Regions from separate parts of the Homo sapiens genome. Here region 2 is linked to region 1. The links are chromatin loops, found by intact Hi-C in ENCODE. Cell type or tissue: MCF 10A. All regions are shown on one strand. Links, peaks and the distances in the headings refer to the core of each region. The heading gives the core; the rest is flanking DNA.

What was found. Peaks named below come from ENCODE experiments on the same cell type or tissue, not always from the same donor. Only the 100,000 strongest peaks of a DNase experiment are listed, where the experiment ranks them.
Region 2: a loop joins it to region 1, with 27 times the contacts of the local background. A loop is called at or near these places in 2 of 110 quality-filtered maps.

The regions. Positions count from the first base shown.
Region 1 is chr2:3,688,251-3,697,735 of GRCh38, forward strand. It overlaps ALLC (allantoicase), which reads left to right. Exons shown (of 12, transcript NM_018436.4): 8 at 7,467-7,622; 9 at 8,025-8,098; 10 at 9,098-9,206. It also overlaps the pseudogene GAPDHP48. Among named protein-coding and RNA genes, the nearest start is that of DCDC2C, 11 kb to the right of the region's middle. In MCF 10A, for the core only: a CTCF peak has its summit at 4,312 (motif pointing right); no DNase peak of the experiment used is centred there.
Region 2 is chr2:4,050,548-4,060,032 of GRCh38, forward strand. No RefSeq gene overlaps it. Among named protein-coding and RNA genes, the nearest start is that of LINC01304, 81 kb to the left of the region's middle. In MCF 10A, for the core only: CTCF peaks have their summits at 3,724 (motif pointing left) and 3,979; no DNase peak of the experiment used is centred there.

The sequences.
Region 1 (9,485 bases), core at 912-8,911:
CAAGTCAGGTCCAAAATGACACAGAGGTGGGGATATGGAACACCATGCTAGTGAGCTTCCATTCAGCTTGGGGATGACCTTTCCAACAGCTTTGGCAGTGCAAGTAGATGCAGAGATGATGTTCTGTAGAGCCCTGTGGCCATCCTGCCAACGTTTCCAAGAAGGGGCACCCATGGTCTTCGGAGTGGTAGTGATTGCATAGGCTGTGGTCATGAGTCCCTCCATAGTGCCAAAGTTGTCATGGATGACCTTGGCCAGAAGGGCTAAGTAGTAGGTGGTGTATGAGGCACTACTAAGGATCTTGAGGTTGTTTTCATACTTCTCATGATTCACACCCCACATAAACATAAGGGGCATCAGCAGAGGGGGCAGAGATGGTGGCTCTTTTGGCTTACCCCTCTAAGTGAGCCTCAGCCTTCTCCATGGTAATGGAGATTCTAGTGGGCTCAACAACATAATCAGCACCGCTGTCATTTCACTCGATTTTGGGGGGGATCTTGCTCCTGGAAGATAATGATGGGATTTCCATTGATGTCAGTCTTCTCATTCTGAGCCTTGATGATACTGTGGAACTTGCCATGGGTGGAAGCCTACTGGAACATGTAGGCCAGGTAGTTGAGGTCAATGAAGGCATCATTGATGATGACAATATCCACTTTGCCAGAGCTAAAAGCAGCCTTGGTGACCAGGTGCTTAATGTGGCCAAATTTGTTTACTCTGGCCTTCATTTTCACCTTGTTGCCTCAGGAACCCAGCTGGCACTGCATAAAAATATGCAGGTGTCTGTCAAATGGAAAAGAGAAGAGAGCCAGTCTCATTTTTTATGTATCCTTCTCTATTTCTGATTTTTTGGGGTCTTTTCTCTTTGTAATTAGTCTAGCTAAAGGTCCATCACTTTTGTTTCTTTTTAAAAAAACAAGTTTTTTGTTTTGTTGATCCTCTGTATTATTTTAGTTGCCATTTATTTATCCTCTGATCTTTATTTTTTTCTTCTACTAGTAATTTTGGGATTGGTTTATACTTGCTTTTCTAGTTTATTGAGATGCATTGTTATATTAATTTGAAGTCTTTCTACTTCTTTGGTATAGGTATTTATTGCTATAAACTTCCCTCTTAGTACTGCCTTTGTTGTATCCCATATATTTTTGTATGTTGTATTTCCATTTTCATTTGTTTCAAGCATTTTTAAAATTTCCTTCTTAATTACTGACCCATTTGTTGTTCAGGAGCATGTTGTTTAATTTACATGTGTTTGTGTATTTTCCAATGTGTCTCTTATTATTGATTTCTAGTTTTATTCCATTATGGTCAGAAAAGATACTTGATATGATTTCTACTTTTTTGAATTTGTTTAGACTTGCTTTATGGCCCAAGACATGGCCTATTCTAGAGAATGTTCCATGTGCTGATGAAAAGAATGCATATTCTGCAGCAGTTGGGTAAAATGTTCTGTAATGTCAGTTAGGGCCATTAGATCTAGTGTGTAGTTCAACTTCACTATTTCTTTGTTGATTTTCTGTCTGGACGATTTGTCCATTACTGAAAGTGAGGTGTTGAAGTCCCCTACTATTATTGTATTGCAGTCTATTTATCCCTTTAGATCTATTAATGTTTGCTTTATATAAGACTTGAAAGCTCTGGTGTTGGACACATAGATATTCATAATTGACCCATTTATCATTATACAGTGTCTTGTCTTTTTTTTTTTTTAACAGTCTTTGATTTGTAGTCTATTTTATCTGATATAAGTGTAGCTACTCCTGCTCTTTTTTGGCCTCTGGTTGCATGAGATATCTTTTTCCATCCTTTCACTGTCAGCCTATTTGTGTCTTTATAGGTCAAGTGGGTTTCTTGTAGGCAGCATATAGTTGGGCCTTGTTTCTTAGTCCATTAAGCAACAGTATACCTTTTATTTGGAACATTGAGTCCATTTACATTCAGTATTGTCATCAGTAAGAGCTTACTGTCATTTTGTTGCTTGTTTTCTGATCCCCTCCCCTTCCCTTCCCTTCCCTCCCCCCTCCCCTCCCCCTCCCCCTCCCCTCCCCCCTCCCCTCCCCCTCCCCTCCCCCCTCCCCTCCCCCCTCCCCTCCCCCCTCCCCTCCCCTCCCCCTCCCCTCCCCTCCCCTCCCCTCCCCCCTCCCCTCCCCTCCCCCCTCCCCTCCCCTCCCCCTTCCCCTCCCCCCCTCCCCTCCCCTCCCCTCCCCTCCCTTTCCTTTCCTTTTCTTTCTTTCTGCCTTAGTGGTTAACTAATTTTCTCTGATAGTATGTTTTAATTGACTTTTATTTTTAGCAAATCTATTATAGGTTTTTGCACTGTGGTTACCATGAGGCTTATAAAAACATCTTATAACAAGTTATTTTAAAGAGATGTCAACTCATCTTAGATCACAAAGAAAAAAATAGAAATAAACAAAGAAAAACAAAAAAAAACTCTACATTTTTAACTTTATCCCTCCTCCCACATTTTGACTTCATGTTGTCTCAATTTGCATGTTTTTATATTGCCTATCTTTTAACACCTGTTAAAGATATCAACAAAAAGATTATTATTTTTGATAGATTTGTCTTTTGGACTTCATACTAGAGTTATGAGTGAATTACACACTATAATTACAGTGTTGGAGTATTCTGAGTTCGTTAATGCACTTAATTTTACTAGTGGGTTTTATAAATTCAAATGTTTTCTTTTTGCACATTAGTGTTTTTTTTTTTTCAAATGGAAGAACTTTAGCATTTCATTTAAGACTGGTGGTGGTGAATTCTCTCAGCTCTTGTTTATCCAGGAAAGATTTTCTCTCTCTTTCATATTTGAAAGATAGCTTTTCTAGATACAATATTCTTGGATGGCAGTATTTTTTTCTTTCAGCACTTTAAAATGTCATCCCACTTCTTTTTGGCCTGTATGGTTATCATTGAGAAGTCTGTTGTCAGATGAATTGAAGCTTCTTTATGTTATTTGCTTCTTTTCTCTTGCTGCTTTTAGGATATTTTTATCCTTGACTTTTTTTTTTTTTCTTGAGACAGGGTCTCACTTTGTCACCCAGGCTGGAGTCCAGTGGTGCAATCACAGGTCACTGCAGCTTCAACCTCCTTTGGCTCAGATGATTCTCCCACATCAGCATCCCAAGTAGCTGGGACCACTGGTGCACACCACCATGCCTGGCTAATTTTTGTATTTGTTTTTTTTTTTGTAGAAATGGGGTTTTACCATGTTGCCCAGGCTGGTCTCAAAATCCTGGGCTCAAGCAATCCACCCACCTTGACCTCCCAAAGTGCTGGAATTATAGGCATGAGCCATCATACCCAGCCTGTCCTTGACCTTTAGGATTTTTTATATGCCTTGGAGTAGTCTTATTTGGATACAATCCATTTCTTTGAGCTTTCTGTACCAGGATATTTATGTCTTTATCAAGTTTTGAAAAGTTTTCTATTATTTCTTTGAATAAGCTTTCTACCCCTTGCTCTTGCTCAACTCCCTCCTCAACACCAATAATTCTTAGATTTGATCTTTTGAGGTAATATTTTATATCTTGTAAGCAATCTTTATTCCTTTTCATTTTTTTCTCCTCTGTGTATTTTTAAATAGCCCATTTTGAGCTCACTGATTCTTTCCTCTGCTTGCTTCATTCTATTCTTAAGAGCCTCTAATGAATTTTTTGGTTCAGCAAATACGTTTTTCCATTCAAAGTTTTCTGTTTGATTTTAAAAAATTATTGAAATTTTGTTAAATTTCTCTGATAAACTTCTAAGCTGCTTTTGTGTGTTATCTTTGAGGTCACTGAGTTTCCTTAAAACTGCTATTTTGAATTATTGATCACAGAGTTCATATATCACTGTCTTATTATGATCAGTCACTGGTTCCTTGCTTTGTCCATTTGGGGATGTCATAGTTCTTTGCTGTTGTTTCTTATGGGTATACATCTATGCCTGTGCATTGAAGCATTAGTTATTTATTCCAGTCTTTTCTTTCTGGGTTGTTTCAGTTTTTGTTGAATATATTTGCTTAGATGTAGGGAGTGTCCAATATTTTAGCTTCCCTGGGCCACATTGGAAGAGGAAGAATTGTCTTGGGCCACACATAAAATGCCCTAACACTAACGATAGCTGATGAGCCAAAAAAATTTTGCAAAACAATCTCATACTGTTTTAAGAAAGTTTATGGATTTGTGTTGGGCCACATTCAAAGCCACCATGGGCTTCATAAGACCCACTGCCCATGTGTTGGACAAGCTTAGCTTAGAGAATCATTATAAATTTCCTGTTGATTTTATTTCCTGCTAGGTAGCTGCCTACTTTTCAGCACTAGATGGCACCTTAAGTCCAGGATTGCTTCATTTGTAGTAAGCAATCAAATTACTGCCCATCAGAATAGGGGAGGTCCCAGGGAGCATATTCTAGTGGTGTGGGAAGGTTAGCTAGGTGTTTGTCTCTAGGGGACCTGTGGAACAAACCTCCTACAACATGGTGTTGCTGAACAGCAACTCTGATTTGGTGTTTCCTCTGGCTGAGTTACAGGGTTTGCAGGGCTGGGGATGTCTCACCCTCAGTGTGAAGCCTCCACCTTATGGATCATGAGAATGGGTCACTGTGGCCCCAATATCTCAAGGTAGGACCCTGTCCCATGAGTCAGGGCTGGGTCAAATAAAGGAGCCCCCGCCTCTCAACCACACTCACCCAGGGCTTAGCCTCAGTAACAGGCATATAGGGGCAGGATGAGAAGCCCTGATGTCCTGCCTCTCCTGGGAAGACAGCCCTGCAACCATGGGCTGCACTTGTTTGCAGTCTCCACTTTGCTGATCTGGGAGAGGGTGTGCAGGTGAGGTCTTGGTTCAAATACCGCAGACTCTCACTGTTCTTACTGAATTTTAGCAGATATTCTTGAATAGATGTTGCTGAATTTTCCGTATGCCCTTAGGACCATTTCCAGAGACCTGAAGTGTTTTCCCATCCCTCAACCCCCCTAAATTTTACCAGCTCCACTGAGGAACAGGACAGCAAAGCTCTCCTGCTGTCATGCCAGAAGTGGTTCTCTGGAACCTTATTTTAGATGCAATGTTTCTCTGGTTATGATGCTTTAAAGTGAGACATGAAAATGGAAAGATCTAAACACGTTTACTAATATTAATTACTCACTGAAATAATCTATTCTAAAAACAGTGCAAGAAAATGAATGAGCAAAGCTTACAAGAGAGTCAGACCTTTTCCCCACTTGTTAATTTAACATACACTGTGGAATAACTACTTTGAGCTACAGACTGAGCATTGGCCATAAAATCATTTTCCTGACAATGTGTAGGGCAGAACCAACAGAGTGTATGCTTCATGAAGAAAGGGCTGTGAGTCCAGATTGTCATTTTTGTACACCTGACACTTAGCACAGCATGGGGAACACAGGAGAAGCTCCATAACTATTTGTTGTTAGATTTGACAGAGTCCTTGTCCTTATGAAGTGAATAACCCAGTGGGAGACAGATAAGAAAAATAACTTTGGAAAGAGGCCGAGGTGGGCAGATCACCTGAGGTCAGGAGTTCAAGACCAGCCTGGCCAACATGGGGAAACCTTGTCTCTACTAAAAATACAAAAATTAGCCAGGTGTGGTGGCGGGTGCCTGTAATCCCGGCTAGTTGGGAGGCTGAGGCAGCAGAATCGCCTGAACCCGGGAGGCGGAGGTTGCAGTGAGCCGAGATCGTGCCACTGCATTCCAGCCTGGGCAACCAGAGTGAGACTCTGTCTCAAAAAGAAAACAAAAGAAAAAAAACAAAAAACTGCAAAATAGTGATACATACAACAAAAGTATTTTGGTAGAGCCATAAACATTTCTATTTGACTATTTCTGATCCACCAAAATAGCAACTTTATATGTCCAACCCAATTTGTACAGGATTCACGAGTTGAGGGAGGGTCTAAAATAGTTTCTGAGTGGAAGCCCTGCTTTTCTGGGTTGAATATGAAGGGTCCCTAAGCACATGAAAGCTCTTTCCTAATTGGTCAGCATTGATGGCCTGAAGAGGAGAGATGGGCAATGCCTGCATGCAGATTTCATGTCCCAGCTCTTACTGGCATCTTTAATTGCTCCATGAGGATTCCACCTGGGATCCAGGTGTAAAGGGAAAGGAAGCTGGGGAAACCTGGCTGATGTTACAGGGACACACTGGGTGGGAATGGGTTGGTTTAAATGAGATGTACTCAGAGGATGAAGAGTCATTTCTGGGATTCCTTGGCAGCTGTGACTAAAAGCAAGTTTGGATATTAACTCTGTAAAGAAGAATCTTATTTTTTAAAATGTGAAATCGACTTCACTTTCAACAGACGAATATCTTCTATGCCATTAAAGCCAATTATAATATTTAATGAACTAGAATGGCAGTGATATTACTCTCATAACCCGGCTCCTGCTGAATGACTCCCTCTAGGATATTTTCTAGGGTTTTATGCCAATGAAGTTTTTGGTTTTATTTGTTGTAAATAGCAAGACTTCCATTGTTTTACCAAAAAATTTTCAGATCACTCATTTTCACTAAATTTGTAAAATAAAAACATATAGGGCATGTTTTAGTACAATATTTTGATTAAATTAATTTTCTATATTAAAAATGCTTGGTTTCCACCTTCTAGCAATTAATATTCGAAGAAACAAAACATTCGTTCTACTAGAATCAGATGCTGTGAGTTGATTTTGGTAGCTATTTGCTGCTCTGCAGACCTAATTTCAGGCTGCTGTGGTTCTCAGCAGCAATTTGATTTTGTGAATATTATCTTTTGTATTCTGAATCACATTGCTAAGCAGGGTGGTGTTGTAAAAATAAAAACATAAGGTTCTCTTGTCTGAGTCTGTGTGGGAGTCAGCGATGCTTATTTCTAGCACGAAACATTATCTGTATGGTGAATTTCCCGAATGCTGTTTGACCTTGGAGTTGTTCATTTAATGAAAAAAACTTCAATGCCTACTATGTGCCCAGACCTCTTCTAGGTAGAGACGATACAAGAGTGGTACAGAAGTGAACAACACAGGTAAGTGGTCTGGCCTACAAGGATTTCGCATTCTGGGTATTGGAGACTGATTTTAGCAGGAACTTAAAAAGATAATTTCAGGCTGTGATTAGAGCTCTGGAGTAAATAACAAAGAGATATGATAAAATGTAACCTGGGGAGTCAGGCAGTGGCTGAATGGAGGAGGGAGGAGACAACTTCAGAGCATGAGAGGGAAGACTTTTCTGAGGCCATGCCTTTAAGGTGAGGAACATAAGTAATCTTTTGGAGAGCTGGGAAAGTTGTTCTGGTACAGGGTAATATCAAGTGCAAAGGCCCTGGGGCAGTGGGCTTGTTGTATTTGAGAAACAGCAGGTGGGTGTGGCCAAAGCCTACCAAGAGATGACACTGGAGAAGACAGGAGGGTCCTGTAGTGTATGATACACAAGCAGCCATTTTTACAAACAATAACTAAGGCACCTTTCCTTTTCAGATGGTGGAATTGCACGACTTAGAGTATTCGGTACTGGACAAAAAGACTGGACTGCAACTGACCCCAAAGAACCTGCAGACCTAGTGGCCATCGCTTTTGGGGGTGTCTGTGTAGGATTTAGTAATGCTAAGTTTGGGCACCCAAACAATATAATAGGTAAGATGATATTCTTGGAGCTGGCTTATTTAGGAAGTCTGGGTACCGGCATTAAATACCCCAATATGGTCAGAGTGATTTAAAAGGAAAGGCACATCTCAAAGCACAGCAGTGGATGAGATTAATCTTCCATGTGTAGGATTTGATGCCTTTATGACATGAAATAAGTCAACATTACCAATTTTTCTACCTAATTTTGGCCTAAGTAGCTGCTTTAAAAGGAAAAGTAAAATTTAACTAACCCTATGATTGTTTGTGAATTTACTGAAACATTAACTTTAATGAAAATAACTTATGTAGCAATGCTCAGATGCATAAGATCTGTAATTTAATTACAGCAATGTATTCATCCTCATAGTTAAAATCATGCAGTTTACCATTCAACAATGTTATTTTCTGTAGGAGTTGGCGGGGCAAAGTCTATGGCGGATGGTTGGGAAACTGCAAGAAGGCTGGACCGGCCACCAATATTAGAAGTAAGAAGTTAAAAATAACTATGGTTTAAAGTTTTTCTTAAAAGTATTTTTTGGAACTTTTTCTTTTAAATAAACTTTTGCACATTTTAGAAACCTCATATGCATTGTTCTAAATGCTAATTACTATGATTTATATTTTCCAAATTTCCCACTGTTTTCATAATATCAGGGCAGAGACTCAGAAGCCCAAACATACTGGTCATTGCCAGCTACGCCAATGCATTTTTGGAACATTCCTCTGTTTCTTCAATAAAGAAACAAAAGGAGCTGCGATTTAATAATACAAAAGTTATGAATAAATGTGTTGGGAGATCTGGGGAAGAACCACTAGTTTAGCAATGTTTGATATCTGTGTATCTCAGGATTACACCACTTATGTGAACTTGTGATGGACAGGGCGCTCTAGAGTCCATGCAGCTGTTTAATTTGGCCAGTAACTAATTTGAGATAGAGAAACCAAGATGAAGTGAAACAAAAAATACAATGCCTTTCAATTTGCAAATCCCACCAAAAACTTGGTCAGAAAAGTGCCCTCCCCTTCCTAAGTTAGATTTCATGTCACCTGATGCTTTGAGATATCAATGAACAGACTCTCCGTTCTCAAAACTAAGGTTTGAACGCACATCATGTATCAGTATAGGTTTGACCAACAAAATATGTACCTTAAAAGGTCAAAACAAACTAATTAGAGGAACTATGGACTGGAATAGACGAAGATTGCTGCACGTATAACATTTTGCAGGGATCTATAATTGACATAGAAATTTAGAAAAACGTATCTGGGACCCAATGAACTCACAAATTGGCAAGAGACATTTAAGAAATGATAGCAAAGAGGCAATTTACATGAAAGTGATTTACACATCAGGCCACAGGAAACACTCTTCTATAGTAAGAAATAAAAGAAACACGTCAACCTTTTTCACCTGTTGGTTTTCGGGACTGGTTTCTTGAATGACTCCAAGTTCGTTTACCATTTTCTTCTCTTCTGAATTCCAGAATGATGAGAATGGCATTCTCTTGGTTCCGGGTTGTGAATGGGCAGTTTTCCGATTGGCACATCCTGGAGTAATAACTCGAATTGAAATTGACACAAAATATTTTGAAGGTAAATGCAAAGCCATAAAGAAGTACCCTATAATTGGTTTGTTTATTCTAAAGACTGAGTTCTATGGAAGTGGGACTGAGGACACTGGACTTTCGGTGTGGATTCCCCGTTTAAGCTGTGTAATTTTGAGCATGCTACTTTAACCCTTAGAACTCTGTCTGTCTGTCTATCTATCTATCTATCTATCTATCTATCTATCTATCTATCTATCTTTTATTTATTTTTTTGAGATGGAGTCTTGCTGTGTCGCCCAGCCTGGAGTGCAGTGGCGCAATCTCA
Region 2 (9,485 bases), core at 449-8,448, 360 kb after region 1:
GAAGTTTGAGTGATACCAAAATGGAAGAAAGATTGATGCTTAGAGGGAGAAGGTAAAGTGTTAGGTTCAAGAAGGTGGAAAAACCAGTGCTCCCTGAACACAATCATTTTAGGGAAAGCTGCAAAGGTGTTTATTTAGGACCATCATTCTAGTGTTTCAGCAGCCAATTTGTCAAAGCACATGGCAGAGTAGACTAATGGCCTTCCAGGTCACATCCAATTCTAGGATTCTGAGACTCTGGACATTTGCTTATTGAATTGTTATCATCTTCCCAGACATGAAACAGGCTGTTTTTATAGCCAAAGGAATCTTATGTAGGTTTCACACATCCGCAGCTCTTACAAACTCAGAGAAGCTTCACTGGACAGAGATCGACACTTCTAACACTAGTCCATTTCTTATAAATTGGGGTATCTTCCTGTCTCTCTGGAAATGACTTTTCTCAATAGTTGCATATCTTCTGAGCGATTGGTTTGTTTTTATCTTATTAAGTATGCAAATTGTATAATTGTGACTCACAGAAATATAAAGCTATTTTTTGTCCAACTTTATTAATATAAAACCTTTAGTACATATTTTTATAGGCTTTATAATTAGTCACATTTTATGTCTTTATTCTTCAAAAACAGCAAACGAGCAAAAACTACCAATAGACCACATAGATTTTTTTCTTACGTCTACTAATTTAAGTTACCTTCTTGTATCTTGTAACTAACGTATCTCTTGATAAAAATTATTTGGAAGAAGTCAGTCAATAAAATGTGAGCAAACATTAGACTCGTAGAAGGATGCCACACAGACTATGGTGTCCATTTGAAGTGGTCTTGCAATATTTTTCACCGTAAAGTAAAATCAAGTCCGCAATGATTGCCTTTAAACCTGACCATGCAGCAGAATAATTTGGATAGCACTGAAGTAATTTCTTTATGTATTTGTATTTATTTATCAAAAATCTAGGCTGGGTGTGGTGGCTCATGCCTGTAATCTTAGTACTTTGGAAGGTGGAGGTGGAAGGACCTTTAGGGCCAGGAGTTTGAGACCAGCCTGGTCAACATAGCAAGACCCTGACTTTAAAAAAAAAAATCTAAAAAAAAAATTTGCACATGTACCTGAAAACAAACAGTACCATTGGCTTATGATAAAAAAAAAAAAAAACCCAAAAACCAAAAACCTCTCTTCACTCCTCAGACCAGCTTCCCAGTGATAACTGCATGTAACTCTTGTATTTCTTTTGGTGGTTTCTTTTTTATTTCCATATAATATGGTTTGATTGGTTTTTCTTACTTAATTAAGCTGAAACATACTCAATTGATTTCCTGCTACAGTAGATGACAATTTAGCTCTCTCTGCTTTTATGTCCCTCTTCTAAGCTGCTAAAATAACGCTATTTTACCTAAATCAGAATTTACTCATTGTAATTATATAAATACTATTTGTTGCAAAGTTGCATTGCGAACTAAAATTACATTTCCTTTTCTACATAGTATTTTGCTTTTCTTGGGTTTTCTCAAATTTCTTCACTTGGATGATTTGCTAGCCACAGAGCATTTTTGAGAACCACATTATGTCATCCGGAAATTTTCTCTCTCACAGCCCTCCAGCCTCCTCTCCAATCTGGACTGAGTTCTACCTAGGTCTGCAGCATGGCTAGCTTCAAAGATTCTGCTTTACAGATTAAATAACTTGTGCCTTTTGTTTTCTAGATTTTCTCTATTTCTTTTCTTTGCTTTCTATATTCCATCTTCCTGTCTCTCCTAAGAAATATTTCTTGACCATTTTTGAGTCACTAAATGTCTGATGATGTCTTTCTCAGCCATCATACTCAACTAATAATTTGGCTAGGTTTCAAATTCTAGGCAAAACAAAACATTTTCCTAGAATTCTACAGGTTTTCTACATTATCTTCTCCTTTCAGTGTTGCTGTTGATATATTTAAGCATATATATTAGAGTAACGACTCTAATTCTTGATCCTTTTGTATAGTTTTGTTTTCTGTTTGGAAGCTTTAAGGATTTTTTCTTTGTTTTTGATCTCCTAAAATTTCACATAACTGCACCTACTTACTGTATTTGTGTCTTCTATTGTATTGGGTATATGATAGATCTCTTAGATGGAAAACTTATATCTTAAAGTTTTATAAAGGTTTTTTGTGCATTTTCTTAGATAATTTTCTCAATACCTTTTCCTTTGAACTCTTTTTCTGGTGGTTTATTGGTGTTGATTCTATTGGTCTCTTATCTTTTCTGGTCTATGTTTTTGGCTTCTTTGTGTTTTATTTCTGCTTTTTGAGATATTTGGTTGACTTCATTTCTGACCCTTTTACTGATTATTTTATGGGAGTACCATTTACAAATTTCAGAATTTTTTCTTGTCATATTGCTCTTTTTCTACTTTTTACTTTTTTAAAAATGATACATAATATGTACATATTTATGGGGTACATGTGATATTTTGATATACGCATACAATGTTTAATGATCAAACATTACATGCATGTATCAAAATATCTCATGTACCCCATAATATGTACAAATATGTACAAATATTCTGTCCACCACCTCAAACATTTATCATTTCTTTGTGTTGGGAACATTTTAACTCTCCTCTTCTAGCTATTTTGAAATATATAATAAATTGCTAGCTGCAGTCACTCTACTGAGCTATCGAACACTAGAACTTACTCCTTCTATCTAGCTCTATGTTTGCACCATTAGCCAACCTTTCTTCATCCTCACTCTCCTCCTTCCCAGCAGATTGGTCCTTTTTAAAAGATGCCTGATCCTGGCTTTTTTGTTTCTGTTTGTTTAAATTTTGGATTTGATATCATCTTTTGTCTCTTTGAAGTATATGTTATCAACTTGGAGAGTAATCAGTTATTTCTGTTGTTTTTGTTTTCTTCTACTTCAAACATCATCTTTGTGTCCATTCTTCTATTCATTTAATTTTTTCTTTTTCTATTATTGGTTTCCCTTGAATATTTGAGGATCCTAGCTATTAGTTAATAGTTTAGACCAGGATTGTCAGACGTGTTCTGTAAAAGGCCAGATAGTAAATTGTTTATGCTTTGTGGCTATACTCTCCCTGTCACAACTATTCAACTCTGCTGTTATAGTGAGAATTCAGATATGAACAAAAAAATTGGCATCACTGTGTTTCAATAAAACTTTACTTACAAATGCAGGCTGTGTGCTGGATTTAGCCTGCCATAAATTTGCAAGCCCTAGGTTCAAAGTAGCTGATGGTATTAAAAAAAGCTTTTTGAGACCTGCATGTGCATAGACATGGATGTTTGACCTTGAGGGTGATGGGGGCAGATTCCTGAGGTTTTGCGCAGGGATCCCCAGCTGCCAGTATCTGGAGATCTTTCCTCTAAGCCCTTCTGTTTTTCCACAGAAGAAACCTCTGACGGCCGGCCTGGGTATAGAAGTCGGCCTGTGTTCTGCACACAGGCTGGGGTGAGGGTGCATGTCCTTCCTCAGGGACCTTTTTCCTGTCCGCCTTGCCTCTGGATCCTCTCCATAGAAAACACGGGCTTGCATTACAAAAAAGTGTCTTGGACTCTACCCCAGAACCACTGCATTAAAGTATTGGAGGGTGGAGTTCAGGCATCTTTACTTTTAAAACGTTCTGTAGGTAGTTTTGAGGGCAGACAGAGGGAAGAATTGGCTCTCTGAGGGATGGTTATTTTTCTGGGGTTTTGAATTTACAATTCAGAGAGGTTGCCACCTGCTGGCAAAGACATATTTTCCTAATATTTGAAAGACATTTAATTTTTTTAAAAGTCATCTTATCTTAATTGGAATAATTTATTATAAAATGAGAGAAGACCTTACTAGGGGACACACATCTGTTAACCACTGCTATTTAGAAAATTAGATGCTTGGAAAATTGTTTGACTGATGAGAGAACAAGTCAGGGAGTTGGCACTAGACTTTTAGCTTCAGGATAAAACTTAGTAGAACTATAATCCCAAGGGCCAGAGAAACAACACAGAAATAATTGGCAAAATGAAGTATGACTCAAAGAATGCACAAACTGTACAAAAGCGTGATGTGCAAGACAAACTCTCTGAGTTCAAATTGTTTTCACACAGGCTGCTTGAGGGTCTGTATTTTCCAAGATGAGACAGCAAGCAAACATTTCACAGCAACAGAGCGTGGCTTCATGTGTTCCAAATGCTACAATAACCTCGATCACCTCAGACCATACTGAATTGACTTCTGCCTAACACTACCCTAGTCCAGCCCTGCACGCCCTATAAGCCCCCTCACCTCATTTTCCCCTTCTGAGATGCTACCGAAACTCTTCCTCAGTGGCGATAGATGAACTGAGCTTTGTGTAATCACCAGGTCTCTGTGGTCCGCCTTGCACGGAAGCACTGGCAGTCAGGAAGCAGTGGCTGTCGCAGCACCTGCCACTCAAGAAGCTGATGGTGAAAAGCAAAACAAGGGGGTCCAGATGCTGCCCGACCCCAGCACTCAGCCACAGGAGGGGTGTCCTCAGCCTGCCTTCTATGTTCTAGCTTCGTCCAAGTGAGTCTCATTGGCAGAAATGAAACTGCGTCCAAACCTTGGCGGCAAGCAGTCTTGGACTTCTAGGTTTGAACTTTCTTGTCCCTAGGATAGGAGGGAAAGGAGGAGGGGGTGGAGAGGAAGTAGAAGCCAGCGATAATAGATAACATGTAGCACAGGCAATGTACACAAATCTTCTAAAAATAAGAGACACCTGGAGGTGATGTTGTAGTGGAAACATTGGTGACCTAGAGATAGAAGACCCGAACTTGGCACCTTATTAATTATAACCTCGGGAAAATTCACTTTACCTTAAGGTATTAAATTTTCCCTCTGTGTGTTGGTTATAATATTTATTTTCCAAACTTTTTTATGAGGATTGGATGACCTCGATTCAAAATGTGTAAAATGTCTACACTCGTTGAAATGCATTAGAGGCTTCAAAGACAGAAATAATAGGAGTTTAACATAACACAATACATTCTCCATTACCAAACTGTAAACAAATAACAGACATTACTGGTATCACACACACTATGGAAAAGATAAGGAGCTGGCTCAGGGCTAGCTGCACTTTTCCCATGGACTACAGCTTCTGGCTTCCTTTCTGTGAAAGCAGGGAAGCATTCCCTTGTCGTTAATTACTCTACATCGTATCATCTGACTTTCTCATAGGGCTGGCATCCTCAACGCAAGGGACTTTGTTTCCTTTAAAAAAATTGTCATTCTGCCGATCACATTACACATTTTAAACAATACAATAAAATCACTTTTAAGCAGATATACACATTCATTTCCTGAAAAGCTCAGGCATAGTATATGTATAGTATTACTTCATGATTAATATTGATGAGAAGGTTGCGATGTCCAAGGAGAAAGAAAATGCACGATTTCTGCCTCTTAGATGCCTGTTCATTTCTCACCACAGCTTATCTGGGAAAAATAATTTCTGCCGTGTGGTTAGGCTTTAGGCTCTATCTTACACTTTAATGGTATAGGTGAAATATTTAGCTTCGAAGCTCGATGTAATTTAAACAATTATTTTCACTACTTGTGCATGGTCCAGAGAAGCCAACAGTTATCTAGAAAGGGCTTTAGATTGAGAAATCACTTGATTTTACCATGTTTCCAGTCTAGAATTAAGACTTCATTCAGCAAAGTTTCTTCCGTCTATCTCACATATTTTGATTGTTGATGACACTTTCATTTATTACTCATTAAAATTTTCTGTGAATTATGAGAATGTATGATTGCAAATTCCTCCTTCTTCAAAGTAAATGGAAGCAGGATTCTCTGAAATGCCAGAACTCATAACTGGAAGTAGCCCAATAGATTAAGAGAACAATGCCACAGAATTGTCATTTTCTTAAAGTCTATCTGATAACTGGTCAAGGTCAAGATTGTGCGTGCATGTGTGTGTGCGTGCATGTGTGTGTATGCATATGTGTGTGCACTTCCCTTCTAAGAGATGATGCCTATGGATTCTGTTAAAATGTCTTCCGTTTGCATTTTAAATAGATTTCTTTTCAGTTCAATATTTTCTTATTCTTTTTAAAACTTTTTTTAAAAACATCTTCCCTACTCTAAAGTGAGCTTTGCTTCATGAAGAGTCTCTCGTATGCTTATCTATATATCCTTATCTCTATCTAGATTATCTGCTTCTGTAATCTCTAGTCATCATCTGTTGAATATAATTGAATATATATGTCGTGATGGTTAATACTGAGTTTCAACTTGATTGGATTGAAGGGGTGCAAAATATTGATTCTGGGTGTGTCTGTGTGGGTGTTGCCAAAGGAGATTAACATTTGAGTCAGCAGGCTGGGAAAGGCAGACCCACCCTTAATCTGGGTGGGCACCATCTAATCAGCTGCCAGTGCATATAAAGCAGGCAGAAAAACGTGAAAAGGCTAGACTGGTTAGCCTCCCAGCCTACATGTTTCTCCCATCCTGGATGCTTCCTGCCCTTGAACATTAGACTCCAAGTTCTTCAGTTTTGGGACTCGGACTAGCTTCCTTGCTCCTCAGCTTACAGACAACCTATCTTGGGACTTTGTGACCATGTCAGTTAATACTACTTAATAAGCTCCCCTTTATATATCTATATCCTATTGGTTCTATCCCTCTAGAGAACCCTGACTAATACAGATTTTGGTACCAGGAGTGGTGGTAGAGGAACAGAATATTAAGGATGGAGTTATTTTAGTTGGTTTTGTGATTTCTGCAGCTGGCTGCTTAGTATGATTAGACCTCAAAATGCTAAGGATTCTACTGCTAATGGTATGCAGAACACTGAGAATCCTTGGTATGAATGGTTCAGAGAGTTACACAAAATAAATGCATTTGACACTCCTGATTCATTGCTCGTGAGAGGCAAGGAGTTTGTTGACTCTATACATAACACCTTTGACCATATGTGGAGAACCCAGGAACATAATGAAGCTGGTTGGTTCCTCCTAAGTTCACTGGACAAAGTGATGAAAGAAAATGATGAACTCAGAGATTCTAACTCCTGCCTTCAGAAGCAGATACTGAGCCTCAAATCTAAGATTGCCCTGAGTCAGAGTCTTATTTCCTGTAGAGAAAGAGCTGACATTGTGGCAAATCAAACAGAAGCTCTTATCATGTGAGTGGCTAAACTGCAACTTAACGTGCATGCACAGCCTCACCAAGTGTCTACTGTTAAAGTGAGGGCATTGATTGGAAAAGAATGAGGCCCTGAAACTTGGAATGGGGACATGTGGGAGGACCCTGATGAAGCTGGGACACTGAGCTTATAAACTCCGATGAACCTTTCTTGCCAGAAGAAACAGCTTCCCCATCCCCTGTAGTGGCAACATCCCCTCCCTGACTCATGCTGCCATCAGCCTTCCCACTTTTGTCTGAGGAGATAAACCCTGTGCTACCTGAGGCAACAGTGATGGCCACCCCGAGGCAATTGCTAGGCAAGATAATGTTGATTCTCCTCAGGAACCAACCCCAACACCCTTGTTTGCTTCTAGACCTGTAACTTGACTAACGTCTTGGCAGGCCCCTAGAGGTGAGGGTGAGAGTGTGATCCATGAGGAGGTGTGTGACACTTGAAAAGAACTGCTCGATGTTTGTAATTTATATAAACAGAAATCTGGAGAACAGGCATGGGAATGGATATTAAGGGTGTGAGATAATGTTGGAAGGAACATAGAGTTGGGTCAGGCTGAATTTATTGATTTGGGCCCTCTAAGTAGGGATTCTGCATTTAATCTTGCAGCTCAGGGAGTTACACAAGGTTCTAATAGTTTATTTGCTTGGTTAGCTGAAACATGGATTAAAAGATGGCCTACTGTGAGTGAGCTGGAAATGCCTGCTCTCCACTGGTTTAATGTAGAGGAAGGGATGCAAAGGCTTAGGGAGATTGGGATGGTGAAGTGGATTAGCCACTGTAGACCTACTTATCCCCGTTGGAGGGTCCAGAAGATATACCTCGACCAATGCTTTGTGAAATAGATTTGTGAGGGTAGCACCTGCATTTTTGAAGAGCCCTGTAATTGTTCTTCTCTGTAGATCAGATCTAGCAGTGGAAACCACAGTCATTCAACTACAAAATTTAAATACAATGGGAACAATTGTATCCCGAGGTGGTAGGGGCCAAGCAGTGTCAAAGGCAAGGTGGGCATAGCTACTGTAATGGACAGCAGAGGCAAAGCAGCAATCAGAAGAGTCTCTGGCATTGGCTAATTAATCACAGTCTTCCTAGAAGTGAAATTGTTAGGAAGCCTACTGCATTCCTACTTAATTTATAAAAGCAGAAAATGTCCTGGTCAAATGGACAAAAGACAAATTTGAATTAGAAAAACAGAGTATGACAGACCCTCAATCAATTTCCAGACTTGAGCCAGTTTACAGACACAAAACCCCTTGAATGAAGGTGAGACTAGGTCCTTCCTCAAGGGGACATTTGATTTGCCACAGTTTCAAGGTCCTGACAATTTACACGTTAATCTTTCTCCCATCCTTCCCCAAGGAGACCTCCGGCCTTTTACCAGGGTAACTGTACACTGGGGAAGGGGAAATAATCAGACATTTTAGGGACTAATGGACACTGGCTCTGAACTGAGGTTGATTCCAGGAATCCAAAACGTCATTGTGGTCCTCCAGTTAAAGAAGGTCATGTAATTAATGAAAGCTCAGGTCTGACTTACAGTGGGTCCAGTGGGTGCCTGGACTCATCCTGTGGTTATTTCCCCAGTGCCAGATGTGTAATTATCAGAGATATACTTAGCAGCTGGCAGAACCCCCATGTTGGCTCCATGACTGGGAGGGTGAGGGCTGCTATGATGGGAAAGGCCAAATGGAAGCCATTAGAGCTGCCTTTACTTAGAAAAATAGTAAATAAAAAACAATATCATATCCCTGGAGGAACTGTGGAGATTAGTGCCACCATCAAAGACTTGAAAGACCCAGGGGTGGTGATTTCCACTACATCCCCATTCAACTCTCCTATTTGGCCTGTGCAGAAGACAGGTGGATCTCGAAGAATGTTGGTGGATTATCATAAGCTTGACTAAGTGGTGACTCCAATTGCAGCTGCTGTACCAGATATGGTTTCATTGCTTGAGCAAATGAACTCATCTCCTGGTACCTGGTATGCAGCCATTGACTTGGCAAATGCCTTTTTCTCCATTCCTGTCCATAAGCCCCACCAGAAGCAATTTGCCTTCAGCTGGTAAGGCCAGCAATATACCTTTACTGTCCTACCTCAGGGGTATATCAACTCTCTGGCTTTGTGTCATAATCTGATTCAGAGAGAACTTGATTGCTTTTTGCTTCTGCAAGATATCACACTGGTCCATTGCACTGATGACATTGTGTTGATTGGACCCAGTGAGCAAGAAATAGGAAAAACACTGGACTTATTGGTGAGACATTTGCATGCCAGAGGATGGGCAATAATTCCGGGACCTTCTACCTCAGTAAAATTTCTAGGGGTCCAGT